Linked DNA regions of Homo sapiens: region 1 is linked to region 2. Evidence: read pairs that join two places in POLR2A ChIA-PET (ENCODE). Cell type or tissue: PC-3. All regions are shown on one strand. Each heading gives the region's core, and the rest is flanking DNA. Links, peaks and the distances in the headings are about the cores only.

Region 1 (8,564 bases), core at 335-8,334, 370 kb after region 2:
TATAAACATTTATATTTAATATGCAATAAGTATAAATATTGGCAGACCAAAATTTACCCAAATCGTTAATTCAGAAATAAGTGCTATTCTTTAGTTATTCTACAAAATATTGTACTCCCAAAAGATTTCCGGTACTGTTTTATGCACTGCTGATTAAAACCTCTGGGTATGAGAGAAGTCTCTATTTCAAAGTCACAGACAGAGCTTTAACATTGCATATGGTTGAGAAAAATATAATTGTCAATAAACTATCTGGAGGTGGGCTTTGAATAAGAAACTCAACTGAGTGCTTACTGATTCATTAACGTTGAACCCACACCCAACAGCACTATAACTCATGCCTAAACAAAGTTTACATAATATATATGTTTTCCCCATGGGTCACCTCACAGCCTTCTTGCCTCAGAAACCCTGGACACCACTTCAGCACTATGCTTGGGGGCCATTTTAAATGGTGAAATCCCACCAACAAAACTCACAAAAAACATGGCACCAAGTAGACTGAGAAAGGACACATGTTGACAGTATGAGAGCTGAAACACAAAGGCAATGTCACCTTGTTCAGTCTCAGCTGGGAGCGTGTGTGTCAGCTAAAAACTTTCACACCCTGTGCGTATCCACAAATAACCCTGAAAGCACCACAAATAGTGATTTTTGGGATTACAAACAAATTTTTAGCAACTAGGTAGGTTTCACAAATATGGAATCTGCAAATAATGAAGATTGGCTGTAATTCCTTTAAGAAAGCATTGATCTTGAGGTAATATGTTTCCACAAATGCAAATGCTCAATTCCAGGAGGATATTATGACAATAAATGGTTCTTAGCTAAAGAATACTTGTTCCCTGGTAGCATGTTAGTGAATAAGCCTAGTGCTTCATTGTAAAAACTATTAAAATAATAGTGATTTGCATCTGGAAACCTCATAATGAAGACAATAACTGAACTATATTAAAACCTTTGCAGTAGAGCCTTCTATCTGCATCACTGTTTCCATGGAAAAATATATTCCAAATTCCAATTGGAGTGTCCTTTTGCTTCCTAGGTCTTTAGTCTGAACGATGACCAATCCACCACACGCACCTACAGTGTAGGTCTTCCATTTTACTCTCTAGTCTGGTTCTGGGGCTGGGCATAGAACTGTTGGAGTTGATATAAAGATCAGGGTTACAGCTCCTAGAGTGGAGTATTTTGGGCTGAGACGATGGGGTTTTCCAGATATTGGATCATGTCATCTGCAAAGAAAGACAACTTGACTTCCTCTCCTCCCATTTGACTACACTTTATTTCTTTCTCTTGCCTGATTGCCCTGGCCTGAATTTCCAATACTATGTTGAATTAATGACTCAATATATGACTAAAAGTTCAAAGTGAAACAATGATAATTCAGATAGGAAAATATGTGGCAGTATGCTAAAGTCTAAAAAGGAATATAAAACGTCTGTGAGATACCTAACATCAGATTTATAGAAACAGAATAGAATGTAGGTTGTTGGGGGCTGCGGACAGGGCGAAATGGGCAGTTGCTTGTAGAAGGGGTATAAAGTTTCAGTTACACAATTATGAGTAAGTTCTAGAGATCTGCTGTCCAACATGATGCCTGTAGTTAATAATACTGTATCATGTACTTAAAAATGTGTTAAATGGATAGATCTTATGTTTTCTTCCACAATTGAAAAAAAAAAAAGTCCTATAGAATCATTTGAAATGATGGGTTTCTTGGTGGCAGGGGGGCTTTAATGAGATCTGTACCCTTTCTTGCTTGATTTCCCAAGTTTAAGATATTTTAATGAATAAGAAGGCACTTTAAATAGACTTTAATCCAGCTTTTACAAAAATTTAATAAAGCAATATATTAATCTTAGGCCATTTTTGATACCTTAATTTTATCCCAAGAAAGAATAAAACATATTCTATTTTTAGTAAGTAGAGTGCCTCGCAGAAGAGGAAACAAGTCAGAACTTTTCTGTTTTCTTAAATGTTCTCTAGATTGGGCAGCATATAAAACTCTCCTTTGAAATTTAGAGTGCACACCAGCCTATTAAAGTCTCAGAGAAGTCTAGCTGTAAAGGAACTTGTTTAACTTTATTTACTGGCTTTCTTAACATTTCTTTAACTTTGGAAGCCTTTATCCCCAGGAACTTTAACATCTCACAGGCCCTCATAACTGAGGAGCACAGTTATGGAATCAGCTTGTCATTGCCAAGGTGGCCCCTTCTTTCTTCATACAGGGGATAATGAAACCTATGCTGTGTCATATGCAGAGAGCTAAAGCAAAGTGCTAGGAGATTAATGTTCAGCCAGGCCTTTCTTGTTTTTAGGATGACAAAAAGGATTTGTGTACCTTCTCTGGAGAAAATAATTAGGTTTATTCTCCTTCCCCTTGCATGTGTTCTGACTTACCTATCCAGGTGACCAGATGGCCTAGAACTGTCTTAGGTCTTTTAAAAGAATGTGCAAGGGACTAAGCCACTGTTTGTAGTAACTACTGTTTTACAAGAAAAATTTCTAGTGTTTTTAAAATAAGCTTTTAAATAAGCCATTAATTCTGAAATACCAGTGCCACTGTAAACCTATAAACAAATCCAAATGTTCTCTTAATTAAATCAATGTTTATTATATCTCATGAATTTTAACAACAAAGACGTGGGAAGACCACAAAACAATGGACAAACAAAAAATCAGATTGATTAGAGAATTTACATAGGAAGAGTTGAGAGTTTTTTTAAACCCACAGGAAAAAGAATTGTGATCATTTTTAGCAGGCTAGTAACATTCTTATCGATACAGGAAATAAAGAATATTTGGTTTGACTATATGACAAAGTAAAAATTTCTGCTTTGCTTATAATGCAGCCAAATACAAAATCAAACACTGGGTAAACACAGCAAGTAGAACAAACGGTTAATGTTTATATTTTTTGAATAACTCTTGTAATTTAAGAAAACTATCAAACCCAGTTAAATGAGAAAAGGATAAACAGTTCACACATGAGGAAACTGTTGGTCGTCAAAGGAATTCGTTTCCTTTGACTAAGATTTTTTACCCACCTGCCCTCATGCTGTGCCTGGTGTTGGCATTTCAGCGGGAAGACACTCTTTGTCCTGTGGGGAGAGGGAGGCAAGGGACACATTTAAAACAGTTGTCAAGACATCATACATGAGAAGAGAGAATGAAATAATAAGGGAAAAAAATATTAGGAAGGCAGACAGGTAGCAGTTTTTTTGTTTGTTTGTTTGTTTTAAATCAGGAATGTGAGCTGAGTAAGATACTTTGACAACTGTTCTTAAATTTGTTAATAGTATTGGCAAAACACTGCACACTGCAAAGTGGTTCAATTTTATTGATAATTCCTAAAATGACAAACTTTTTTTCTTTAGTTTTGCCTCAGAAATTATCCTAATGAAATAATCCAAAAAGAAAAAAAACAGGACAGAAAAACAGCGCATATATTGAATAGGGCTTGGCAACTAAATAGGAATTTTTAATGTAATGGAGCATGAGTTCATGATTAAAATTATGATAAAAATAGTTGTAACATGAAACACTGTCATGATAGGTGACTGTAGTTGCATTTGTGTTGCTTAATTCATTTCTGTAAAATAAGCCTGTGTACTTCAGTAAGATTATGATATGTTAAAATTTGTTTTGTGTAATACTTACATACTTACTAGAAGAAATGTTGATTCATTTTATTACAAGTGATTTTTTGCCCTTTTTTAGCTGACTACACAGACTTAGTCTTCTCCACTCCGTGTTCCTGCAGCTAGAGACATGACCTAACACCCTGATGACCACTCTCAGGGACCTTGAGTGACTGGCCGGTGCACCATGGAACTTAAAGTATGGGTGGATGGAGTTCAGAGGATTGTTTGTGGAGTCACTGAAGTCACAACTTGCCAGGAGGTTGTCATAGCCTTAGCTCAAGCAATAGGTGAGTGAACTCTGTGGGTATCTGAGAAAAGTACATTGTGCTTTCTTTCGTTGTATGTGTTTGTTTTAAATATAGATTTCTAGGGGATTTTGTTCATTTGGTTCCATAATAAGTCTCACAGGCACTCTTGTACTTATTACAGTTTGCCTGTGTTTAGGTACATCTGTGATGATGCTTGTTCTCTGACACCCCTAGATTTTACTAACCCTGAGTTAACATCTACACTGCCTTCTCCTCTCCTGTTGTTCAGCCTAAACAGTGACTTCTGAAACTAAAGATGTTTCCATGAGCCAAAATTTAGACCCAGATTAAGAATTTAGATTCTTAGTTCCCAGAATCCCTCATTAGGAAAAATCCCACCTATTGTTTATTTCTCCATACTTTCAGAAAATACAACAAATGAAATAACATCGTTCTTCACTGGAAAGATAATGTATACTTTTAAAATCTTATGATTGGCTGGGCATGGTGGCTCACGCCTGTAATCCCAGCACTTTGGGAGGCTGAGGCAGGCAGATCACTTGAGGTCAGGAGTTCGAGACCAGCCTGGCAAACATGGTCAAACCCGTCTTTAATAAAACTACAAAAATTAGCCGGGCGTGGTGGTGCGCACCTGTAATCCCAGCTACTATGGAGGCTGAGGAAGGAGAATGGCTTCAACCCAGGAGACAGAGGTTGCAGTGAGCCAAGATCATGCCACTGCACTACAGCTTGGGTGACAGCGAAACTCGGTCTCAATAAATAAAATAAAATAAAATCTTATTATACAGTGAAAATGAAGCACAGCTCTTGGCTTCATGTTATTCTCCCACCATGTTTTACCCTTTCTTCTTATTTATTTTAAGCTTATCTTCATCATAGTTTATGTATATTTAGTTGCCTTAAATGATGAGGGCATAAACACCTGCATCAGAAAAACCAGCAATATGGGTCCAAGTTTATATTTGCATCTTAAGTCTTTCATTTAACAAACATGTACTAAGAGGAAGCTGTGTGGCCAGCACCATGCTAAGTGTTCAGGGCCTCTTTGTCTTTGAGCTCCTTATCAAAAGTTGATTTTATGTCTCGCCAGTTTATATTGGAAGCATGTCAATTAGCTCAGCATTGAAATGAGTCATACTGTTGCCAAGGCACTTTAGCATTTGGTAGAGATGATTGTGCCACCTGTGATGTGGCAGATGCACTGTTAGAGGTTTACAGTGCCCTATACAAGACAGAGACTTTCTGGTAATATTGACATCTTTTGATTTTTCCTTAAACACTATTGCACAAGAATATATTGCAGCAATGCTGAAAATTCTGGGCTTTCACATCCGGTGAAACTCTTTTTGCATTTGAGAATCTTATATATGTAGACTTAAGTTTAATTATTAAAGAGGAGAAAATTAAGGCATTTAATTTTTTCATATTCTTTCTATGAGCTTATTTAGTAATTGTCACTATTAAGAGCTTCACTTAATTTATGTGAATTAAAATATACAGCTTTTTTTTTCTTAGTGAAGACTACGTTTATTAATTGTCAAACCTGGCTTTCCTTGTTATATTTGGGAATTAAGCCATGGACAGTGCTAAAAAAGAAAAAAAAAAGTAGTTTTTACAAAAGTCAAGGTAGTTGAGTAGTGCTATAAGCTGCATCTGTCCATAATGACACTTTTGTGTGTGTGTGTGTGTGTGTGTGTGAAGTTCCATTTTTTTAAAATTACACTTTAAGTTCTAGGGTACATGTGCACAACATGCAGGTTTGTTACATATGTATATATGTGCCATGTTGGTGTGCTGCACCCATTAAGTCATTTACATTGGATATTTCTCCTAATGCTATCCCTACCCCATCCCCCCGCCCCACAACAGGCCCGGTGTGTGGTGTTCTCCACCCTGTGTCCAAGTGTTCTCATTGTTCAGTTCCCACCTATGAGTGAGAACATGTGGTGTTTGGTTTTCTGTCCTTGTGATAGTTTGCTCAGAATGATGGTTTCCAGCTTCATCCATATCCTTACAAAGGACATGGACTCATCCTTTTTTATGGCTGCATAGTATTCCATGGTGTATATGTGCCACATTTTCTTAATCCAGTCTATCATTGATGGACACTTGGGTTGGTTCCAAGTCTTTGCTATTGTGAATAGTGCTGCAATAAACATACGTGTGCGTGTGTCTTTATAGCAGCGTGATTTATAATCCTTTGGGTATATACGCAATAATGGGATGGCTGGGTCAAATGGTATTTCTAGTTCTAGATCCTTGAGGAATCGCCACACTGTCTTCCACAATGGTTGAACTAGTTTACAGTCCCACCAACAGTGTAAAAATGTTCCTATTTCTCCACGTCCTCTCCAGCATCTGTTGTTTCCTGACTTTTTAATGATCGCCATTCCAACTGGTGTGAGATGGTATCTCATTGTGGTTTTGATTTGCATTTCTCTGATGGACAGTGATGGTGAGCATTTTTTCATGTGTCTGTTGGCTGCATAAATGTCTTCTTTTGAGAAGTGTCTGTTCATATCCTTTGCCCACTTTTATGGGGTTGTTTGCATAATCACACTTTTTACACAGAATTTCAAGGGGAAAATGCCCGGAGGTACCATGTATGTGCTTGCCCACTTGGACTACAGAGTATACTTATTTGTGAACAAGCCAAAAACACATTTTAACTAAATCTGCCCTCCTATTTTTACTTTCTCAATAACTCAATCCAAGAGCTGTTTTGAAAAGTTGACAACTTCAATACAAATGTTTTATGATATTCCTCCAAACTTGGCCAAACAACTCTTTCTGTATCGTAAATACTTCATTGAACTCAGAATTCATCTGGAGATGACTCCACTGGCAAGTAGCCGAGAGCTGTGGATCCTGATTTCTGTGGTGAGAGTTTATTAATTAGAGAAAATTGCTGCTCTGAAAAGCAACCCCAGAACTTCCAAGGCCTAACACAGTAAGTGGCTAGCTAGATTATTAGTAGAGCATGGACTGATGACCAGAACCACAGGTGGCTGTCAAGAATGTATAGTGAAGCAATTTGTAGACTGGTTTCTTAGGTTTAAGTGCGCGTCTTTGCCTCATGGGGGCACTACACACATGCGCACGCGCGCGCGCACACACACACACACACACACACAGAGTGTATTCTTGATTAGGAGTTACAGGTTTTTTTCTGGATAGTTAAAATTATTTTTAGGAAACCATAGAAACTATCAAAATGACTTACTATGAAAATATGCACACAAGTTGTCAACCTGCAAATATATATATGACAGCTAAGGTTTTCTTCATGCTACTAATCAATCAAATTGAATTAGCAAAGAGCTAGAAACAACATAGTTTGATGAAAGATGTTGAATCTATAGGAAGAAATCTTTTCTACACTAATCTGACAATCTTGACAGATTAGATTTAGGTGATGGATGTAGGACACATGCTCAAATGATGACAGAATAACTAAAAGTGAAACCTTAGTTGAAACCTCTTCTTGGCATGAAGTGGTTCAACTGTCCTGCAAGAGTGCACTCGGAGTTTGTCACTGTACACCCTGAACTTTCTGAAACATTCCCAATTTAAATGTTCTACTTTGTTTCCCCTGTAAAATATCTCAGAAATGCATTTTTTTCAGAGTCTAAACTGCTTCTCAAATCTAAGTGAAACAGAAAGCCTTTGACAGATCATCTATCTCAAGTTATAATGGAGAAAATGCATTTGCTTTTATCTCAAACCAAAAATATGACAAGGATGTATTTCTGCCCTCAGGCAGCTTAGAGCTTAACACAGAAATAAAAGTCCAGCTAACAAAAGATGAGAGAGGAAAGAAGGAAGAGAAGGAAATCAAGGAGATTGAGGAAAAGGATTTCTGATCCACGGTACTTTGATACTTGGTGTCATTGAGAAGACAAGGAAAGAAATATGTACTTTGTCATATTTAACTCTTAGCTTCACATGTAAAATATCAATTTCAGAAATTTAAAAATTGATTACTTTTCTACATTTATAAAGTAATATTATTTATTGTAGATTATCTTGAAATTTAGAAAACACAAAGAAGGTAAGAGAATCACTCATGATTCTACTTCCTAGCAATAAACAATGTTTTTTGTGTACCCATAGATGAGCTTTTAAAAAATTATACTCTTCATATGCTTTTTGTAGTTTTGAGTCTCATTGTCTCATTTTTCATTTACTGTATTGTGAATTAATTTTCCACATATTCATTTGCAATTTTAATATTTATAACAATAGTCTAATTTTTTATTTTAATTAGCTTCTGTATTTTCCACATCTGTAGAATATTATTTTAATGAATGTTAATACATGTTAATTCATAGCATGCATCAGTCAAGATGGGTTAGATTATGCTGTGTTAACGAACAGCTCCCAAAATCTTCTGGTTTGTAGTGTTTTCTACTTATTTTGGTTTATATTTTTTTAACGTAACCAGCACAATGCCCAGTAAATCACAGGTACTCTGTAACTGTTTTTTTGAGACGGAGTCTCACTCTGTCACCCAGGCTGTAGTGCAGTGGTGTGATCTCCGCTCACTGCAAGCTCCGCCTCCCAGGTTCACACCATTCTCCTGCCTCAGCCTCCCGAGTAGCTGGGACTACAGGCACCCACCACCACGCCCAGCTAATTTTTGCTATTT
Region 2 (8,564 bases), core at 428-8,427:
TTCATCCAGTAATTGTATGACAGAATGCAGAGACTCTTACTTTGAATACAGGTCTGCTAATTAGAGTTTTCTACCATTTTTCTTGTATAAGCTACATTCACATTTTTGTTTCTGTTTTGTTAAATTGCAGCCAAAGGCAATCTGAGTGCAGAATCTTCCAGACATTTTTACACAGTTTTTCACAACCATTTTTGGTTTCTCTTTCCCAATACTTGGTTGGATTATAATATTTTAAGCTGCTCACTCTCTTCAAGTCTCTCCAAAGTCTTCCATTTAATTTTCATAGGAAGAGCTGTCATTTACATTCATATGCATTGGTTTACATAGTACTTAATTAAATTTTGTAACATAATAAGCACAACTGCATAGACTAGTTTCTAAACAAAATACAAGTGTTTCTTTGCAAACTCACAGATAAATTGATGGAACCAGGAAAACCCAACGTATCACTCCCTACCAGACTTCACTGACCAGTGTGAAAGAGGATGGGAGAGTATAGTTAATAAGGTGACTTGACTAACTGGGGATTGCTGACAGAGCTTCTACCACAGTGACCAGAACTAGGGCACCAGCAATGGAAACAGAGAGGAGAGGATAAATTGAAAAGACATATCAAGACACTAGCTTTGAAAACAAACGGGCTTGAGTCAAATACTGACCTTGTCACTTAGCTGTGAACCTCAAAGTTTCTGTTTTTTAATCTGTAAAATAAGAATAACGCAGCATGTAGTTGAAAAATCAATTGCAAAAATGTACCTCATGTATACTTAGCAATGTGCCTGAAACAAATAAGTAATTAATATGATATTAAGAAAGTATTATAGCATTTGATTTGAATTGAGGAAAATGCAGAGTCAAAGATGACGCCACATTTTCTACTTTGGTTGAAAAAAATATATAGTACCACTAATGGAAACAGGAAATACAAGAGGAGAAATAGGTTTGGCAGAATAGATAATGAAGTTAGTTTTAGATGTGTTGAGTTTCCTGGTGAGACACCCTGTTGAGGCATTCAGAGTGCAGTTGGAAATGTTTTTCTGGCTTCCAGTGAGAGGTCTTGGCTAGTGATATCAACTTGAAATCGCCCATACAGAAATATAAATGAAGCTATGAGAATGGATTGGATGTGGCAGACAGGGAGTGGGAACACAGCGGGCTGGTAATGGCCGGGGACAGTCACATACACATATGAGGCAAAATCCCAGATCCAGAAGGAACCAGCTGGAGCAGTGAGGAAACAGGACAGGTCCTGGAGATACAGGTATAGTTTCACCTGTGTCTTGCTCATTGTCATAGCTCAGACTCCAGAGCCTGGAGCAGTCTTTGTCACTCCAGAAGCATCTTAAAGCTCTCTAGGTAAAGTGCTAGGAGAGTAGGGGGCTGTGAAGGAGCTCTCCTCGTAGCTTGAAAGGAAAGAAAAACTGAGGGGAGTCTTCTTCAGAAAAGAGAAGACCTAAACATGTTTTCAGGCTGGAGACAGGGAACCAATGGAAAGAGAAATTTTTTAATAATTAGAAATTAAAAATGATTTTCTCTATGAGATTATAGGTGATTTTTTCATCTTTGCTCCTTTCTGTACGTTTCAAATTTTCTACATGTAGTATATTAATACTAGGTTCTGAATAAAACTATTTTGCCTCAATATGAGATATGAAATTGGGGATGGTCTCTGAAACAATGTGCTGGAAAAATGGAATACAGCAGTATCAGAAACACAGGTAGAGAATGTGGCTTAAAAGGCAGAAAAGGACGCATCTCTCACAGGAAAGAAAAGAGAATGATGGAAGATTCCAAAAAATTTTAAAGTAGGGATAAGAGAATTTGAGAAATTCACATCATTTGGCCTCTATTATTATTATTATTATTATTTTCAGTAAACTAAGAGGCAAAGTGGTTGGTTAAAACTGAGAAGGAAAGATAGGACTGGAAGTATGGGAAGAGTGAAAACATTTTAAAAACACAACATAAAAAATAGAATAAGATTTAATTTGAAATCAATAAAAGCGTTTCCAAAGAGCCTGGAGGAGCAGCGGGCATTGGACATGATGTATGTGAAGTGCAGCCAGTTACTGCATTATCTTCCATGGTGACACTTACCTGTCTGGGAACAGTAGCAGCAGTTAGAACTTGCCAGGCAGGTGTTGGGAGAGTTCATGGGGAGGAAATCTGAGCTAGCCCTCACTCCCAGGAGAAGCTGCTCCATTCTTGTGTTGTCCATCTTAGGCAACGACACCACCACACCCTCTGTTGCTCCTTGCAGAAACACTGGAGTCATCCTAGATTCTTCTTTCTCTTTGTTGAACCCCATCTAAATAATCTGCAACTTCTGCCCATTTTTTCTCCGAACACTTTGCTCACCTTTGCTGCTACTACCTTTGTCAAAGTCACTGTCATCCTCTAGCTGTTTACGGCCTTGAACTCTAATTGCTCCCTCATATCCATTCCTACCTGACTCAATCCATACTTTGTGTTACAATTAGAGTGGTCTTTTAAAAATCACATCAGTTTGGCTGGGCACAGTGGTGCATGCCTGTAATCCCAGCATTCTAGAAGGCGGAGGCAGGTGGATCACTTGAGTCCAGGAGTTCAGGACCAGCCTGGGCAACATGGCGAAACCCTATCTTTACCAAAAATACAAATATTAGCCAGGTGTGGTGGCATGTGCCTGTGGTCCCAGCTACTCAGGAGGCTGAGTTGGGAGGATTGCTGGAGTCTGGCAGGTGGAGGTTGCAGTGAACTGAGATCGCACCACTGCACTCCAGTTTGGGAGACAGAGTGAAACCCTGTCTCCAAAAAAATAAAAACCATATCAGGTATCATTTTACCCTTTTAAGAACCTTAAAAGGTTTCTGACTGCTTTTAAAATAAGGACCAAAGTTCTCAACACAGCCCACCAGGTCCTTATGATTTAGCCCTCCAACATCTCCAACTTACCCGGCATAATCCACTCTCTATTCTCTGAGCACATGGCCTTCTTGTTCTTCAAAAACATGGAGATGATAAAGGACCAACAGAGGCAGAGATAGGATGTGGGGCGGTGTCATATAATCAGACATCATGGACTTCAAAAGGAAGAGATATTGAGTTAAAGAGGAGGAAATGGTCAAAGGTAAGAAAAAGATGCTGGCATTGATTCTTAAACTTGATACAAGAAGCAGGGAGGAAAAATGAAATGGCCTTTGTTTAAAAGTATGGTGATTCAAGTAAAGTTGTCAGAGAAAAGCCATTTTTAGTTAGTTGTATCCATAGTTTTTCATTCATTTAATTAGAAATATCTTAAGTTGAATATTTCAATATATGGCTGTGAAATGACTGAGGCATTGAAGATGATATGTATTTGTTAATACGAAAGGGCCACAAATTTCTGAAAAGCTTAAATTAGTTTCATACAAAAATGACAGAAAGGATTCTCAGGTCTTTTGTTTTATGATAATAGTGTAACATTTAGGGTAGTTATTGAAGAACAAAAAAGTCACTTGAAAGTTGGTTGAAATGCAGCAACGACTCAAAGTGAAATCACCAGACAATATGAGCAATAGACGTTTTCACATGTCCCTATTTAGTGGGTGACACAGCCCTTGTTCAACAGAGCCTTAGGGATAAATTACTGCTGCCTCAAGACCACATCATACAAAGTAAGTGTTCATAATCCTTTCTTCTAGTGGGCAGAGCTCTGGCAGAACTCGCTAAAGAACTGCATCTAAAATGACTTCGCTTAGCAAAGAGCTGTACTTCCAGGCATCTTGGAAAAGGAGCCTCTTTCTGAGTTTTTGATGTGAGATGTCAAAGCGTTGTTGGTATGAGGAAATCTACTTGAACTGCTGTTATTTGACAGGTAAACATCATTTTCCAACCAGTCCCTGAATCATAGCTACCTACCTGGTAAACAAGGATATCCAGGTGCTGCCTAGAGCCTCAAAGTACACCTGTCATTTATCTACATCCAAGATTGACATCCTAGCCTGAACCCAAAGTGGTTCAGACATTCTGAACATGTGTGAGAAAGCGACAGCCTAAAACATCTTTTAAAGAGTCAGAATGATCAGCTTGATCAAGAAACACATTTGCAGTTAGAAGAGAGGAATGATTATGCATGCAGTTTGGTAGCTATCCTCAGAAGTCCCTCTGTCCTCATAAGCTCATATCTTGATAAGAAGAAGAGAAAATGAGGTGGGGGAAGGTTTCACTTTGGTCTTTCTCTAAGACACTATGACCCAGAGAGTGCTTTAGCACTGCAAGAACACTGGTGCTTTAGTGTGAGGAGGATCAGGGGCCACACTTGGCAGGAGGGAATTTGCAGGACCTCTTATGAGACCCTCACTGTGGACTATAAAAAATTGCTTGTTGTGGAAGGTAATTTTGTAGGGACAGCAAAGTCTGAAACAATTCACAAAGTTCTGGCCTGGTCAGCCAATTGGTGGTGATGTCATTTCCTGAAATAGGGAATAAAAGAGAAATAGATGATGACCAGTCTGGTCTTGGCATGTTGAATTTCCAGTGCCAATGACACTTCTCAGGGAAGGTATCAAGAAGGCAGTTGAGAGCTTTAGAGAGAGTCTGAGGTAAAACTATAAATTTGGAGTAATCAGTTTAGCGATGTTAGCTGAAGCAATGGCTGTTGAGTAGATGGTCCAGAGAAAACAGATGAAGAGAGTAAAAAAGATAGTAACACCCCAGGATTATCTACCTTAAAAGGGTAGCAAAAAGTGTGACCTCAGTGCAGGACTTTGGAGTAACAGGGGAAGCCTGGGGGTGAAAGGAGACCTGGAAGTAGATGCCCAAAGAATGTACACTTAGAACTTAATCTACAGAGTCGATTCTGGAAAATTCTATTATTTCTTTGTTTCTAGATCTTCCCTTTAAGAAAACTGACTGCAGAGTATTAAATCTACAACTGGATTTCCAAATAAAGGAAACAATTGTAAGGATTCAGTTTTAAGGATATAAATCAGCAAGTAGTTCAGCCAAGGAATAATAAACAGTCACTAGCTGAAGCAAAGCAATGTAGCTCCCAGAAATTTTTATTTCTTTTTAAAAATTGATTGTCCAGTGAGACACCAATAACATACAGTCACATTAATTGGTGCTTATAAGATGATTAATCTCTGTAATTCCCCTCCAGTCATTTGAAACGTTCTATAAGATGCCCTTGTACAAAACATAGTATTTTAACAGGAATTTTACAAGGCCTTTTATTCCACAAGGTTTTCGTGTGTGGTGGTGTGGTTCACAACATCATATTTCAACACCAGCCTACTTCAAATCAGATGTGTTTTTATGTGGGTTCAAAAAATATGCAGGACTGTGAACCCCAACACCGAAATTTTACAAAGCACAGCTTCCTTCCTCCCCACCCCAAACGTTTCATTAACTGGAAAATAAATAGACTGCTGACCTCATTGTAAAAGACATTCTACTTGATGAGAAAGGATGACAGCCTTGTCAAGTCCCTTCGTTTCCTCTCCCTTTAGGGATAAAACACCTATTGGCATTTGCCTCCATCATGTCAGGTGACATGGAGCTCTGTGCCCAAGTCCCACAGTCTCCAAGCCCTTGTCCCAGGAGGAATCCTACCCACCCCCAGCACCTGTTCTCCAGCAGAACTGAGATTGGGGAGCAGAAGACGGTGACATGTGTCAATGCAATATTTTACATTTACTCCATATACATAACCCACTGAGTGAGTGGGTGGAAACCTCCTGTGACTCCAGGATTGGCCTCTCTGCACTTCCATTCTCAGAACTCCCAAACCCTCAGGAACTGAAGGAGGAGATGCTGCACTTGGCAATTAGTGAACCCCATTTTGCCTTTTCTTGTCTTCCCCTCTTCCTCTGTCTGGTTCTGATGATCTTCCCACATAGATGTTCAGTACTACCTTTCCCAGATAGAGAGTATTTAAAGGACTTGGGACCCTTGATCTCGTCACACTCAGGAAAAATGTAATGCTAAATGTCCTTGGAGATGGTCCATGGCTTGTTGTTATGTTGGTAAACATCTCGCTGCCTGCCCTCCATCAGGGTGCAAGGCCCCAGCATGCTGGTCCACACTCTGCCTCTCACTCCCCTGTGATGTCTCCATCCTGACAATGGGCCTCTTGTACTTGCCTTGCCTTTGAGAACCAGCCCTCCTTTGCTCTTGCTGACTCTGCTGCCTGAGAACTAAAGCTTTGCTCTGCATTTCAATTCAGGGCCAAGGTCCCTTCTATTAGATTGGTGCAAAAGTAATTGTTGTTTCAGACTGTGAATTTTAAAACATTATAACTAGGCTCAAACACATCTTTATTAATCAGAATAGGAACCATTACAATCAACACATTTTTGCCAATAAGAAATAAGTTTCTTTTTTCCTGTAGCATAAAAATCCCTGCTTTGGGATTCGACGATCTCTTGGAAAGCATTTTTCTGCATCCTGCTGGTTTTGGAAGTGTTTTCCCTGCAAAAAGTTGTCGAGATGCTTGAAGAATTGGTAGTTGGTTGGCGAGTGGTCAGGTGAATATGACAGATGAGGCAAAACTTGGTAGCCCAATTAGTTCAACTTTTGAAGCGCTGGTTGTGCAATGTGCAGTCGAGCGTTGTCTTGGAGAGGAATTGGGTCCTTTCTGTTGACCAATGCCAGCTGCAGGCGTTGCAGTTTTCAGTGCGTCTCATCAATTTGCTGAGCATATTTCCCAGATATAATGGTTTTGCCAAGATTCAGAAAACTGTAGTGGATCAGATGGGCAGCAGACAACCAAACAGGGACCATGACCTTTTTTTTTTTTTTGGCTTTGGGAAGCACTTTGGAGCTTCTTCTCACTGCAGCCACCAAGCTGGTCATCGCTGGTTGTCATATAAAATCCACTTTTCGTCGCATGTCACAATCCGATCAAGAAATGGTTCATTGTTGTTGTGTAGAATAAGAGAAGATGACACTTCAAAATGATGATTTTTTTTTAGGTCAGCTCATGAGGCACCCACTTATCAAGCTTTTTCATCATTCCAATTTGCTTCAAATGCCAAAAGACCATAGAATGGTTGAAGTTGAGTTCTTCAGCAAATTCTCTTGTAGCTGTAAGAGGATCAGCTTTGATGATTGCTCTCAGTTGGTCGTTGTCAACTTCCGATGACTGGTCACTACCCTGGTCTTCAAGGCTCTCCTTTGCAAAACTTCTTGAACCACCACTGCCCTGTATGTTCATTAGCAGTTCCTGGGCCAGATGCATTGTTGATGTTGAGAGTTGTCTCTGCTGCTTTACGACCCATTTGAATTCCAATAAGGAAGTCGCTTGAATTTGCTTTTTCTCTAACATTATTTCCATAGTCTAAAATAAACATAAAATAAAAAGCAAGTAATAAGCCATTAGCAAAAAATCATAAAGGGAGGCATGCCCATTAAAATGATGTATAACCTAACCACATTTATTTAAGAATGTATTCTAATATAAAATGGCAAATTCCAACAACGCAAAAACCACAATTACTTTTGCATGCACCTTAATTCCTCTACACAAGCCAACTGGATGCAGGCTGTTAATCTCTCTAGACTTGCATCATGGACTTTGGTGGCTGCCCATTTGCTGGAGGCAGCTACAACCTTGAATCTTGGTGCTTTCTGCCTCCCTGGTGGATCCATCCTATCAGCCGTAGAATTGGCACAGGTATTCTTGGGCCAGGCCTATATTACTAAGGGGTGAATATCAGATTAACAACACTGCCCTCTGCTCTGACTTGCTAAGAATAAATATTTGTTGTGTCTCTGATAGATCCCAAACCATACCATTAACATCTAATGCACAAGAATGCTTCACTCTACATCAAAACTACACTATCGATAATCTGTGTAATGAACTTTCCTTTAATGTATTGAATGAACTTTAAAAACGTGTTAAGATCACATAGATGTGGTACCTGAGTGTTAGTGACAATCTTTGCAAATAATCAGTTTTTAGTAAATTATCTCTCAATTTTAGCACTGAAAGTCCTGCAAACTGAGATGGGTGGTCAGCCTAGGAAACGAGTCAATCTCTCTCATTGGTACTGATCTGTAAAGTAACGAAAGACTCAATTATTACTATGTATAAAATTATAACCTGATAATATTTTGTTAACTAGTCTCTTTTTGCCCATTTACACACCATAACTACACAGTATTTCCAGCTAAATGGGCTCTGAGCGGCCAGCCGGCCAGCACTGCGGGCCCCAGGCAGTGAGGGGCTTAGCACCTGGGCCAGCAGCTGCGGAAGGGGGCACCGGCTCCCTGAGCACTGCTGGCCTGCCTGCGCCATGCTCGAATTCTCGCCGGGCCTCAGCCGCCTCCCTGCGGGTCAGGGCTCGGGGATCTGCAGCCTGCCATGCCTGAGCCCCCCACTCCCCGCAGTGGGCTCCTGCAAGGCCCGAGCCTCCCTGATGGGCGCTGTCCCCTGCTCCGCTGGCCAGGTCCCATCGACTGCCCAAGGGCTAAGGAGTGCAGGTGCGTGGTGCAGGACTGGCGGGCAGCTCTGCCCGCAGCCCTGGCAGGCGACTTACTAGGCCAAGCCAGCTGGGCTCCTGAGTCAGGTGGGGACTTGGAGAACTTTTATGTCTAGC

The links. Peaks named below come from ENCODE experiments on the same cell type or tissue, not always from the same donor. Only the 100,000 strongest peaks of a DNase experiment are listed, where the experiment ranks them.
Region 1: POLR2A ChIA-PET joins it to region 2 with 9 read pairs; 1 of 35 experiments calls an interaction of 5 or more read pairs at or near these places.

Annotation. Positions count from the first base shown.
Region 1 is chr12:26,051,513-26,060,076 of GRCh38, forward strand. It overlaps RASSF8 (Ras association domain family member 8), which reads left to right. Exons shown (of 6, transcript NM_001394098.1): 3 at 3,724-3,934. The coding sequence starts at 3,832. Among named protein-coding and RNA genes, the nearest start is that of BHLHE41, 69 kb to the right of the region's middle. In PC-3, for the core only: a CTCF peak has its summit at 7,014 (motif pointing right); DNase peaks (open chromatin) are centred at 1,319 and 5,039; H3K4me3 peaks cover 477 bases; H3K27ac peaks cover 1,923 bases.
Region 2 is chr12:25,678,190-25,686,753 of GRCh38, forward strand. No RefSeq gene overlaps it. Among named protein-coding and RNA genes, the nearest start is that of LMNTD1, 130 kb to the left of the region's middle. In PC-3, for the core only: no CTCF peak of the experiment used is centred there; a DNase peak (open chromatin) is centred at 3,592.